Linked DNA regions of Homo sapiens: region 1 is linked to region 2. The links are chromatin contacts, found by Hi-C or POLR2A ChIA-PET in ENCODE. All regions are on one chromosome and are shown on one strand. The core of a region is the stretch at or near the end of the contact, and the rest is flanking DNA. Distances in the headings are between cores, read along the strand shown.

Region 1 (5,573 bases), core at 2,319-4,818, 82 kb before region 2:
AGTAACTGCACTTTGATTTTGATTAGAAAGCTCGTTGTGCTTCCCTGCACCCTTGCAGCCCCCAAAGCCCCATCCTAAACAGGGATGGCCTCTTATTAAAGACAATCGTGCTTTAATCTATGTACCAGAGCATGCTAATGATACTGTACTGAGTTTTGGTCTTCTGCCAAAGAGCAAACAGTGCCAACATTTTGTAGACTTCCAACAGGAAATTAAATAACTGCCCTGCTGGAAATATGAACCAATTTATGGTGGTCAAACTTGAATCTTCCAAAACACTGGCATGGTTTATGCACATCAAGCACAAACGTTTGAGGAAGGAGATGAGGAAAATTTTAAGTTAAAGCTCAACAAAGTCTTCAAGAGAGGCTTTGAAAATAGTCCTTTCTCTCCCTCTGCCCCGGCTATACCCTTCTTGTAGATAAGAGACCACGGGGCGTTGACATCATGCTGCCCTGGGAAATATTAACTGCTGAAACCTCAGGCAGGGCAGCATTACAGCCACAAATTCAAAAGCACAAGCAGGCAGGAAATGCAAAACTCCAGTTCCCTCCCAGAAGACACATTCCACATTCTACCCACTGTGTTATAAAATACATATTTAGAAGGCATCCTATAACATTAAAGCTTTCCTCTTAAATATACAGAGAAGGGTAATGCTTTGAAAACTTTCTCTTAGAGCTTTCTCTTTGTTAAGCGCAGTGAGGTCAGGAACGATGCCTATCTTTCCCCTCTGTTGTAGTCCAGTGCCCAGCACAGTGCCTGGCACACAGTAAGCACTCAATAAAGAGAGCTCCTTCTATTGTCATTATCACCACCATTTGCTCTGCAAGGTACTATGCAGGGTGCAAGGGGTTTTTCTTACATGAGCACACGCAATCCTTACAAAAAGCCCATAAAACAGGTGCTCTTATTCTCATCTTACAAATGAAGACATGGCTGCTCAAGGAGGCTTCACAAGGTTGGTAAGACAAAGGCAGCACTTGAGCCCGTCTCTTCTCCCTCAACAACCTCAAGGTGTGTACCATTAGCCCATATACTGCAGACAAAGAAACCGAGGCTAAAGAAACCCATGCTGGTGAAACTCATTAAATCACTCTATTAGTCCATTTTCATGCTGCTGATAAAGACACACCCGAGACTGGGAAGAAAAAGAGGTTTAATGGACTTACAATGCCAAATGGCTGGGGAGGCCTCACAATTATGGCAGAAGGCAAAGAGGAGCAAGTCACATCTTACATGGATGGCAGCAGGCAAAGAGAGAAAGAGCTTGTGCAGGGAAACTCCCATTTTTAAAACCATCACGTTTCATGAGACTTACTCACTGTCATGAGAACAGCATGGGAAAGACCTGCTCCTATGATTCAATTATCTCCCACTGGGTCTCTCCCACAACACGTGGGAGTTATGGGAGCTACTACATGAGATTTGGGTGGGGACACAGAGCCAAACCATATCAATCACTCTCCTCAGACCACAACTCCTGAATCCAGTTGAAGGCCCACTCTCCTTCAAGGGGCTAGTAACACATTTCTCTAGTGATGGAACTGGTTTAAATGACTACATGAGCTAAAGGGTGGGAAGACTGTCTAGCGGCCACCAGTGGGCACACAGCAAATGTTTGGTTGCTGTTAAAATAATGAATAAAGTGCAGCCTGTGGCCAGCTTCCAAAAGGGACTGTCACTGTGTGTTCTGCATGATTCCAAGAAGGGTCATCATCACTCTCCTTGGGTCCTAGTCACAGATGTGGCAGCCCCTACTACCCCAGGCAGGTGACTGCAATGCATTTCCCCAATCCCCAGAGGGTCCAGCTGAGGAAGTCCCAGGAAGTTTTCCAAGTGGGCAGGTCCCCCACCCCAGGACTGTGTCAGTAGGTCCTGGGCAGGACCTGGGTATGTGTAATTCATGGCGGTTCCCCACATGATTCCATACTCACCCCTGAACAAGAACCACTGGGATGGGGTCTCTCAAATTCACCCACACAATTAGAAAAGCTCCCACAGATCCATCATCACCACAGGAGATAGCCCTGAAATCACCTTGCCAACTGATAGAGTAAGTTCATAAAAGGAGTTGTTTTGAAAGGTTAAAGCATTTCACCACTGAAGGGTGGTATTAATGTTATTATTGGTTTTATCTTCATACACAAGCAAGTATATTATTAGACCCAAACATTCTTATGGTTTCCTTTCATGAGTACTCAAAAAAAAAAAAAAAAGAAAAAGAAAAGAAAAGAAAAGAAAAAGAAAAAAAAAATCCAGTCCTGGATATATAAGGGCAGGCATTCTTTCCTTAATACAAAATTATAGTCCACCACCCAGAAACAAAAAGACAACCAAACTTCAAAAACAACAGAATTGCTTATCCAAAAATGTATATTTGAAGACTTAATGCTCTCAGATTAGCATAATTACTGGTATCCCTCTGGTTCTGCTTCTCTCCATATCCAAAAAGTCTTCATTGCTCGGAGACTCTCACCAACATTAATTAAAGAAATGGGCAAAACTATAGAATGACCTGGGGGAACTAGGGCTGTTGAGGGAGGGTCAGGTAGCCTCAGGCTAGCCAAAAGACCAACCACAAATCATAGTGCATTTGCAAAAACAAACAGAGGCAGTAATAATACCCCAGTGCCCTTTTTTCCAAAGAGATCAAAGCTAATAGGCAAAAAGTGAAGGCAATTCAGTGAAAGGAAAAAGGCTGGCAGGACAGAACTGGGCAAAGCAGATTCAAACTCCTAGCGGAATAGGAGGGAATTGAGGGGAATAGAGACACTCCACCAGAAGTACTAAGAGGCTATGAAAAGCACTGGCCACTGTCCTGGTCCCTTAGGCCAGGGTCTCCTACTGGTCCATGGCCTGTTAGGAACCTGGCTGCACAGCAGGAGGAGAGCTGTGGGCAAGTGAGCGAAGCTTCATCTGTATTTACAGCTGCTCCCCCTCACTTGCATTACCGCCTGAGCTCCACCTCCTGTCAGATCAGTGGTGGCATTAGATTCTCATAGGAGCGAACCCTGTTGTGAACTGCATATGCGAGGTATCTAAGTTGCGTGCTCCTTATGAGAGTCTAATGCCTGATGATCTGGCACTGTCTCCCATCACCCCCAGATGGGACCATCTAGTTGCAGGAAAACAAGCTCAGGGCTCCCACTGATTCTACATTATTGTGAGTTATATAATTATTTCATTATATATTACAATATAATAATAACAGAAATAAAGTGCACAATAAATGTAATGTGCTTGAATCATCTCCAAACCACCACCCCCACCCCATCGGTGGAAGAACTATCTTCCACAAAACTGGTCCCTGGTGCTAAAAAGGTTGGGGACCACTGCCTTAGGCAGCCTGAATAGCTGCATTAAAAGAGGTGCCTGAAATGATATGCAACAAATCAAGAAAGGAGTATGTGCAAGAACTGTGGAAGCTGTTTTAAGGAGTTGCTCCAGTCTGAGATTTTGATGAACGACTTTGCTTTTCTGGTTGCCAGAGGGCGCAGAAGGTGCCCAGAGAGAGTTCCAGGCCAACTTCTTCCACGGAAACAAAAGCAGAAGGGCATTTCTGACCCTGACCTGACTCAAACAGGCCCCAGAGCAGCTGCCTGACTCCCAAAAGCTAAAATGTACACAGAAACTATTTGGATGTTGCTACCTCAGTAATCCAAAACAGCATGCAAAATAATAGGTCAGATGTAAAACACAAAGGAGATAAACAATGAATTGGCAACAGAAGAAGCAGATAGGGGAAAAAATTCTGAGTCAGAGCCACATGGACTGTGAAAGTTTCACTGAAAAGCTAAGCATGTGAGCTTTCACCAACCCACAGACTAGCAATTAAGTAGGAAGAAAAAATAGCTCATGACCTTATGTGACTATATCTTCCAGAGTGAAAGAAACAAATATGACTTCTATCTAAAGCAATAAATATGCTTTTCTTTGTCTTTGTTGGACATTTCCACCCTCAATATAAATGTGGGTCTCAATCAATGCCCTTAGACAGAGAGAAGTCCATCTGATCATCGTGCTAGTTTTCAATGGGCCATTCACTCAGCTGCAAAGCTTTAGGGGCCACAAAATAATTTGGGGGCCACAGCATAATTCCACAAATGTTCATTGAGCATCTACTCAGTTCCAGCCCTGTGCTAGGTAGGTACCATAAGGGGTACAAAGAAGTGGGCAGGGTACCAGTGCTCTTCTAGTGCTTATGCTATAATAGGTAAGGGCACACATTCACATAAAACCAAGTATACTGGAAGGCAATATGTGTGAAATGCTAGAAGGTACTAATTCATTCATTCAATCAATATTTATTGAATGTCTGCTATGTGCTAGGTACCCAGTTCCAAGTGATGTGCGGAATTGGCAGAAGGTTTCTGGGAGAAGGCAGCATTTGAATGTGTATTACCACTACGTACACCATTGCTAAACAAATGAAAATTCTACAAATCCCTAAAACTTACCTATTTTGTTTTTCCCAAAGAAAACATGCTCCCCCATTTAGTTTTTTCCATGAAGCACACTGAGCTGAACCTTAAGGAAGAGAATTTTTTAAAGTGCACTTCTAATGATGAGTAACTTCACAGTTTTCTAAATCACATAAATGGTTTAAAAGATTTGATAACCAACTTTTTTTTTTTTTGCCATTTGTTTCTATCTTGAAGACCCCTCTCCAAAATTGATATCTGTCTCTTTTATTTAAAAAAGTGGTGGGAAGCACCTAACAGCACTCAGAAGCAATGGGGCATGATGGGAAGCCTTTAGAACCAGACACCCTGGAGTTGGACCCTGTGCTCAATGCCTTACCAGCTCTGTGACCTCAGCAAGTAACTCAGCCTCTCTGGACTCAGCTCTGTCATCTATAAACTAGGATCAATAATTCCTCCCTCACAGTGGGTGGCGGTGAGGACTAAAAGAGGTAATAAAAATAAAGCTCTTAATAAAGTGCTCAACACATACAAAGCTTCATAGATGGTAGTTATATTTTTAATAGCATTTTAAACACCCAAAGTTATATTATGGGAAATAATCCTCCTAAGTACTGCCTGTTTCATAGGTAGCACTGTTCTTATTTTATTTAAAGGGAAAATGGAACCTGAAGTGTGTCATTAAAAGTCTGCTGTCAAATTACATATCCAACAAATTCCAATTTCCTGACCATTCATTCATTCATCCATTCATTCATTCATTCATTCAGTCAAAACTTACTGACTACCTTCAATGTCCCCAGCCCTCCTAGAGTTTATGATCTAGGACAGGTTAGTTAGCAAAATTCTTCTGTAAAGGGCTAGCTAGTAAATATTTTCACCTTTGCAGCCCACATGGTCTCTGTTACAACCACTCAACTCTGACATGGTAGCATGGAAGCAATCACAGATGATATGTAAATGCATGTGGGTGAATGTGTTCCAACAAAACTTTATTTATAAAAACAGGCCTCAGGCCAAATTTGGCCTGCAGGCCTTGGTTAGCGAACTCCAGCACTTTGGGAAGCTGAGGCGGACAGATCACTAGGTCAGGAGTTCGAGACCAGCCTGGCCAACGTGGTGAAATCCTGTCTCTACTAAAGATACAAA
Region 2 (5,116 bases), core at 197-2,696:
AAACCTTAAATAAGGTAAATGTCCGAACTCAGGGAAATCTTCAGAATGAAGTGTCACAGTCCCCCTCTGGGTGGAAATAAAAAACCGAGGCTCCCCTCCACCCTGAGCTTCCCATGGTGAAATTGTTGCCATATACCCCATATTTGAAGTGAAACCACCTTCAAATACCCTTCAAACTGGATGAAATTCATCCAGCTGTTTTCACATGTTGTGGTGCCAAGGAAACAGAGGGAAACTGAATCATGGTTATGTAGCTGCTGCTGCTGGTGGATAATGAGCCAGTGGACATGTGAGACTGTCAGCCTGGCTTAAAGGCCCTGAGCAGTGGTAGACAGTACCTGCACCCAGAGAGCCTTCAGCAAATGCTGCTGTTATGTGAAAGACCCAGAGTGCAAATGCACATACACCCCATCATTATCTCCATCAAAAACAAGTGAGGAGACACAGGTAAAGTAAAAAGACTGCTGGAAAATACACCCAATGTCAGTCACAGTTGCAGCTGGGCACAGGGGTTCTTTCCCTTTGTGCTTTTCAATATTTTCTCATTTTTCTTGAATAAACAAGTATTATGTTTATCATGAAAACAGCACAGGGTGTTATTCAATTTTGAAAGATATTTTTAAAAAGCTCTACTTGGTCTACTCTCAGTCTTTACAAATCAAATATTTTCCAGACCTCTGAAATGTTCTGTGAGAAGAGACATGAGGAAGATTTTTGAAAACTGACAGGGAACGATCTTCTGGCAAAAAGGCTAACTCTCTTTCTTTCCTTCTTTTTCTTTTTTCTCTGTCTTTCTCCCTCTCCCTCTTTTCTTTCTTTCTTCTTTCTTTTTTTGGGGGGTAAGGGGTGGGACAAATGGGACTAAATCAATGATTTACAGCTGTGAGAGTTGCCACATTTATTTCTTTAATTACTTTTTCTACCAACATTTTCTATTGCCAAAGCTTCCTGTGCAAAACGAAAACATATAAACATTCAGAAGTTGTTATTATTTTTGTAAGCAAAACAAAAATTAATTTATCCTAAAAGCAACCAGACCGTGTGAGTCAATTTTTTTAAGTTCCTCTTTTACACTAGGATATTTCGTAGCACAAACTGCTAGAATTCTCTTTATAGAATCCAAGCAATGTTAAAGGCATTGACCTCCGTTAAACTCCTGACCAGCCCAACTAGTGAATAAAGTAAACAAAAATCCCACAACTAAAGCTTGATTTTATGCTCCAGCTGTGGGACAGGATGTGGATGTTTTAAAACAAACAAGCCAACAACAAAATGCAACCACCGCCACCAATTCCCAAGCACCAGGGTGTGGTCCCAGTTCCTCAGAGCAGCACGCGTCCTTCTTTCCCAAAGTACTCCTGCAATAAATCCTTGATGAAACATGACTCAGAACTCCTTGACTGGGGGAGCTGAGATGGAATTCCCCTGGCATTAATGAAAAGTTCTGACTCAGGTGGTATGCGTGAACAGACTTAGCACAAGTTGGTACAGCGGTTGACAATCTGCACTGAGGAGAATACTACTGTTCTCCCGTGATAGGCACAGTCCTGACATTTTGTAGAGAAAGGAGGGAAGGGAGTCTTCTCACATATTTCATCTCATTTCATCTGCACAACAACCCTATGAGGTGAGGATTATTGTTCCCATTTTACAGATGAGGAAACTGAGGCCTCAAGACGCAAAGTGAGTTGAATGAGAGTTACCCAAAAAGTTAGTGACAGAGCCAGAAATAAATCCAGATCCCCATAACAATTGCCCAGTAAGAAAGGAATGGAAATTCCCTGGTGTGAAGGATGCATTCCAGGAATCTCTATTAGGAATTCAGGATGCATTCCAGAAATTCTCAGACATGTTATTTTTCTTTTCTTTTCCCTTCCTTTTCTTCCTCCTCCTCCTCCTCCTCTTCTTCTTCTTTCTCTTCTTCTTCCTCTTCTTCTTCTTCTTTTTCTTCTTTTTTCTTTTTTTTTTTTTTACAGTATCTGGCTCTATCACCCAGGCTGGAATGCAGTGGCGCCATCATGGCTCACTGCAGCCTCAACCTCCCAGGTTTAAGCAATCCTCCCCACTCAGCCTCCTGAGTAGCTGGGACTACAGGCATACACCATCACACCTGGCTAATTTGTTTTTGTATTTTTTGTAGAGACTGTGTCTCGCCATGTTGCCTAGGCTGGTCTCGAACTCTTGGAGTCAAACGATCCACCCACCTCGGCCTCCCAAAGTGCTAGGATTACAGAAATGAGCCACCGCACCCAGCCTTGTTCTTTACCCAAAAGTTCAAGCATCTTAACCTGACCCTGTGTCAAAGAGGGTTTCTAAATAGTTTAAGGAAAGGTGGAGGGCCGGGTGCAGTGGCTTATGCCTATAATCCCGGCATTTAGGGAGGCTGAGGTAGGAGAATCCCTTGAGACCAGGCGTTCGAGACCAGACTGGGCAGCATAATGAGGCTCCATCTCTACAAAAAAAATAAATAAATAAATTAGCTGGGCATGGTAGTGCATGCCTGTAGTCCCAGCTACTTGGGAGGCTGAGTGAGGAGAACCGCTTGAGCCCAGGATGTAAAGCCTGCAGTGAGCTGTGATGGTGCCACTGTACTCCAGCCTGGGTGGTAGAGCTAGATCCTGTCTCAAAACAAAAAGGAAAGAAAAGGAGAAAGAAAAGGTGGAGTTATTTTTAAATGGCACTTCTGCTGAGTGTGCCTTATGTAGCCTGTCACCATAGCAACTGTAACTTTCCGGTGGAGTTGGCAACTAGGTCTCAGGAGATGAGGAAGGTGCTTCTATCTTGTCTCTGAATCTTGTCACCCGATAGCACAGGAGCCAGCTCTTCTGGCCTAATCCCCAAACGGCCACAGCTCCCTTAGCAGGCTTCATTTTAGCCTGGGGGGTTATGGGGTTGGAAGATAATGGGTAAATATTTTAGGACCAATTCCTCATAAAAGAACAGGGAGGCCTGGGAGTAGGTTTCCCCCAATCTAATCTGTTCTTGGTTAGACAACAATCTTTAGGACTGTGCTAGTTCACAGTAAAGGGACCAACTGCTTACTGCCGACTTTATCTAGGTTGCAATGCAGTGTTAAAATCAGGAGAAAATGCTTTTTTAAGAATATATATATATCATGAAGAAATTTTTTTCAGAATTAACAGTACATTATAAGGAACCCAGATGATGTGTCTATCCTAAAGCCCCTTAACTACTATAAAACCTTGTCTCTCTAGAATCTCAGCAGGATTTTAGACGAGGCACTAATTAGCTCAGGGAGGAAGAAGGTCAGCATGTGTTCACTTGGAGTAGAGATAGATTTCCTTCTTTTCGAAGAGGAAGAGCAGAGGTGGAAATAGATGACCTAAAATAGATGTAAAAATGTGTCCCCTCAACAGGCCTTGGTTCCCACAGCTGAACTGCTGATGCTGCAAGCAGGGGTGTGCTTCATATGAAAATGACCACTTAATTTTGGCTCTAATTTTCTTTTGGTCATAATTACCTGTTATTATAATAACCTTATTACCACAATACAAAACTCCAGAGGCTAGAGAAAATATAAAAAATCACCACTAATCCTACCACCAGCCTATAACAACGTTTTAGAGGGACTTTTTTCCTTCAAGTCTTTTTCCCTATATGAGCTTTATTCAGCCATTCAATAAATATTTATTGAGCAACAACTACAAGTCAGACACCGTGCTCTTTTCCACTGTGGTAGTCATTGTGGTCGACATAATCTTTTCCCTCATTTTTACCACATAGTATGAACAGATTATATTTCCAGCATTAGAAAAGATAAAGACAACGGAAAAACATTCAAAATTCAACTCCATTATTGAGGCCAGAGGTGATGCCCCAGGAGCCTCTTGGGATATCCTGGAGACAGGAGGTAGTGCAGGGTCTGATGTCTGGCTGTTTCGTGTTCATTTCTGCTGGGGAGAGCAGGCTGCTTTAACTGCTTGAAGAGCAGTGCTGGTCACTCATCTCTGGGCAGGTCCATGGCCCCAGTTACACACAAGCCCTCTCGACAGGAGAAGCATCCTCATCTGATAGGAGCAGGCCTTTCCACACCGCACACCCCACACCCTCTCTTACCTTTGCTGACCTGAGGCTTGGGCAGCCTGGAGGCCTTAGACACTTTGTCACAAGAAAGAGCACAAAACCTCTGGATAGTCCATGGTGCCCTTGAGCCCTTGGAAAAACCAGCTACCAGCCCCCTCTTGCCAGTGTTGCACCTGTGACAGTCAGCCTGAGGCTTCACTGCCTGAGTCCCTGGCCCCCTGGCCACCTGCCCACACAGGGATGTAAATACAAAACCACCACATCTTGGGAATCTGACACCCAGCCTGGGGTTCCCAGTGTCTCCGCCCCACCTCCCAGGAACGCCAGCACTCTCCTCTCCTGCTTGCCTTCATGCCTCACTCTCTGCCGTCCCCTACCGCAGGCCGTAAGCTGCTCTCCTCACAAGTTCACCAGTGCCCCCTATCCAAGCCACTCAAGGGAGCTCGAGCTGATAGAAGATGGAGAAATGGGTCCAGCAGACCCTTGGAGGGCTTCTCATCATGCTAGGGAGCTTGCTGAAGAGGAGGCCCCAAGGAAATGTGGGGTGTTCACTTCTGTGTTCGTCCATTTTGCATTGCTATGAAGTAATTCCTGAGACTGGGTAACATAAAGACAAGAGATTTATTTGGCACAGTTCTGCAGGCTGTACAAGCATGGCACCAGCATCTGCTCAGCTTCTGGTGAGGCCTCAGGAAGCTTTTACTCATGGCAGAAAGCAAGGGGGGAGCAGGCATGGCACATGGCAGGAGAGGAAGCAAGAGAGAGAGTGGGGAGGCCCCAGACTCTTTACTTTTTATACATTTATTTTTTGAGACAAGGTCTTGTTCTGTCACCCAGGCTGGAGTGCAGTAGTACAACCATGGCTCACCGCAGCTTCAACCTCCTGGTCTCAAGTGAGCCTCCTACCTCAGCCTCTCAAGTAGCTGGGACTGCAGGCACACACATCATGCCTGGCAAATTTTTTTTATTCTTTGTAGAGATGGGGTTTCACCATGTTGCTCAGACTGGTCTCAAATTCCTGGGCTCAAGCAATCCTCCGTTCTTGGCCTCTCAAAGTGCTGGGATTATAGGT

The links. A loop is a pair of places that touch in the nucleus more often than their neighbours do. ChIA-PET counts read pairs that join two places held with the same protein, here RNA polymerase II (POLR2A).
Region 1: a loop to region 2 is called in a map of endothelial cell of hepatic sinusoid, with 2.6 times the contacts of the local background. The contact joins two enhancer-like sites. A Hi-C loop is called at or near these places in 1 of 168 maps with a recorded cell type or tissue (endothelial cell of hepatic sinusoid). POLR2A ChIA-PET finds 5 or more read pairs at or near these places in 2 of 52 experiments (BJ and PC-3).

The regions. Positions count from the first base shown.
Region 1 is chr1:63,812,131-63,817,703 of GRCh38, reverse strand. All of the region lies in intron 1 of ROR1 (receptor tyrosine kinase like orphan receptor 1), which reads right to left. Among named protein-coding and RNA genes, the nearest start is that of ROR1, 41 kb to the right of the region's middle. Within about 2 kb of position 3,568, at least 4 of the 41 ENCODE cell types and tissues checked have a DNase peak (open chromatin) inside an H3K27ac peak, as active enhancers do.
Region 2 is chr1:63,728,026-63,733,141 of GRCh38, reverse strand. It overlaps LOC105378771 (a long non-coding RNA gene), which reads right to left. Exons shown (of 3, transcript XR_947457.3): 3 at 5,090-5,116. Among named protein-coding and RNA genes, the nearest start is that of ROR1, 43 kb to the left of the region's middle. RefSeq lists an enhancer at 838-1,393. Within about 2 kb of position 1,446, at least 6 of the 41 ENCODE cell types and tissues checked have a DNase peak (open chromatin) inside an H3K27ac peak, as active enhancers do.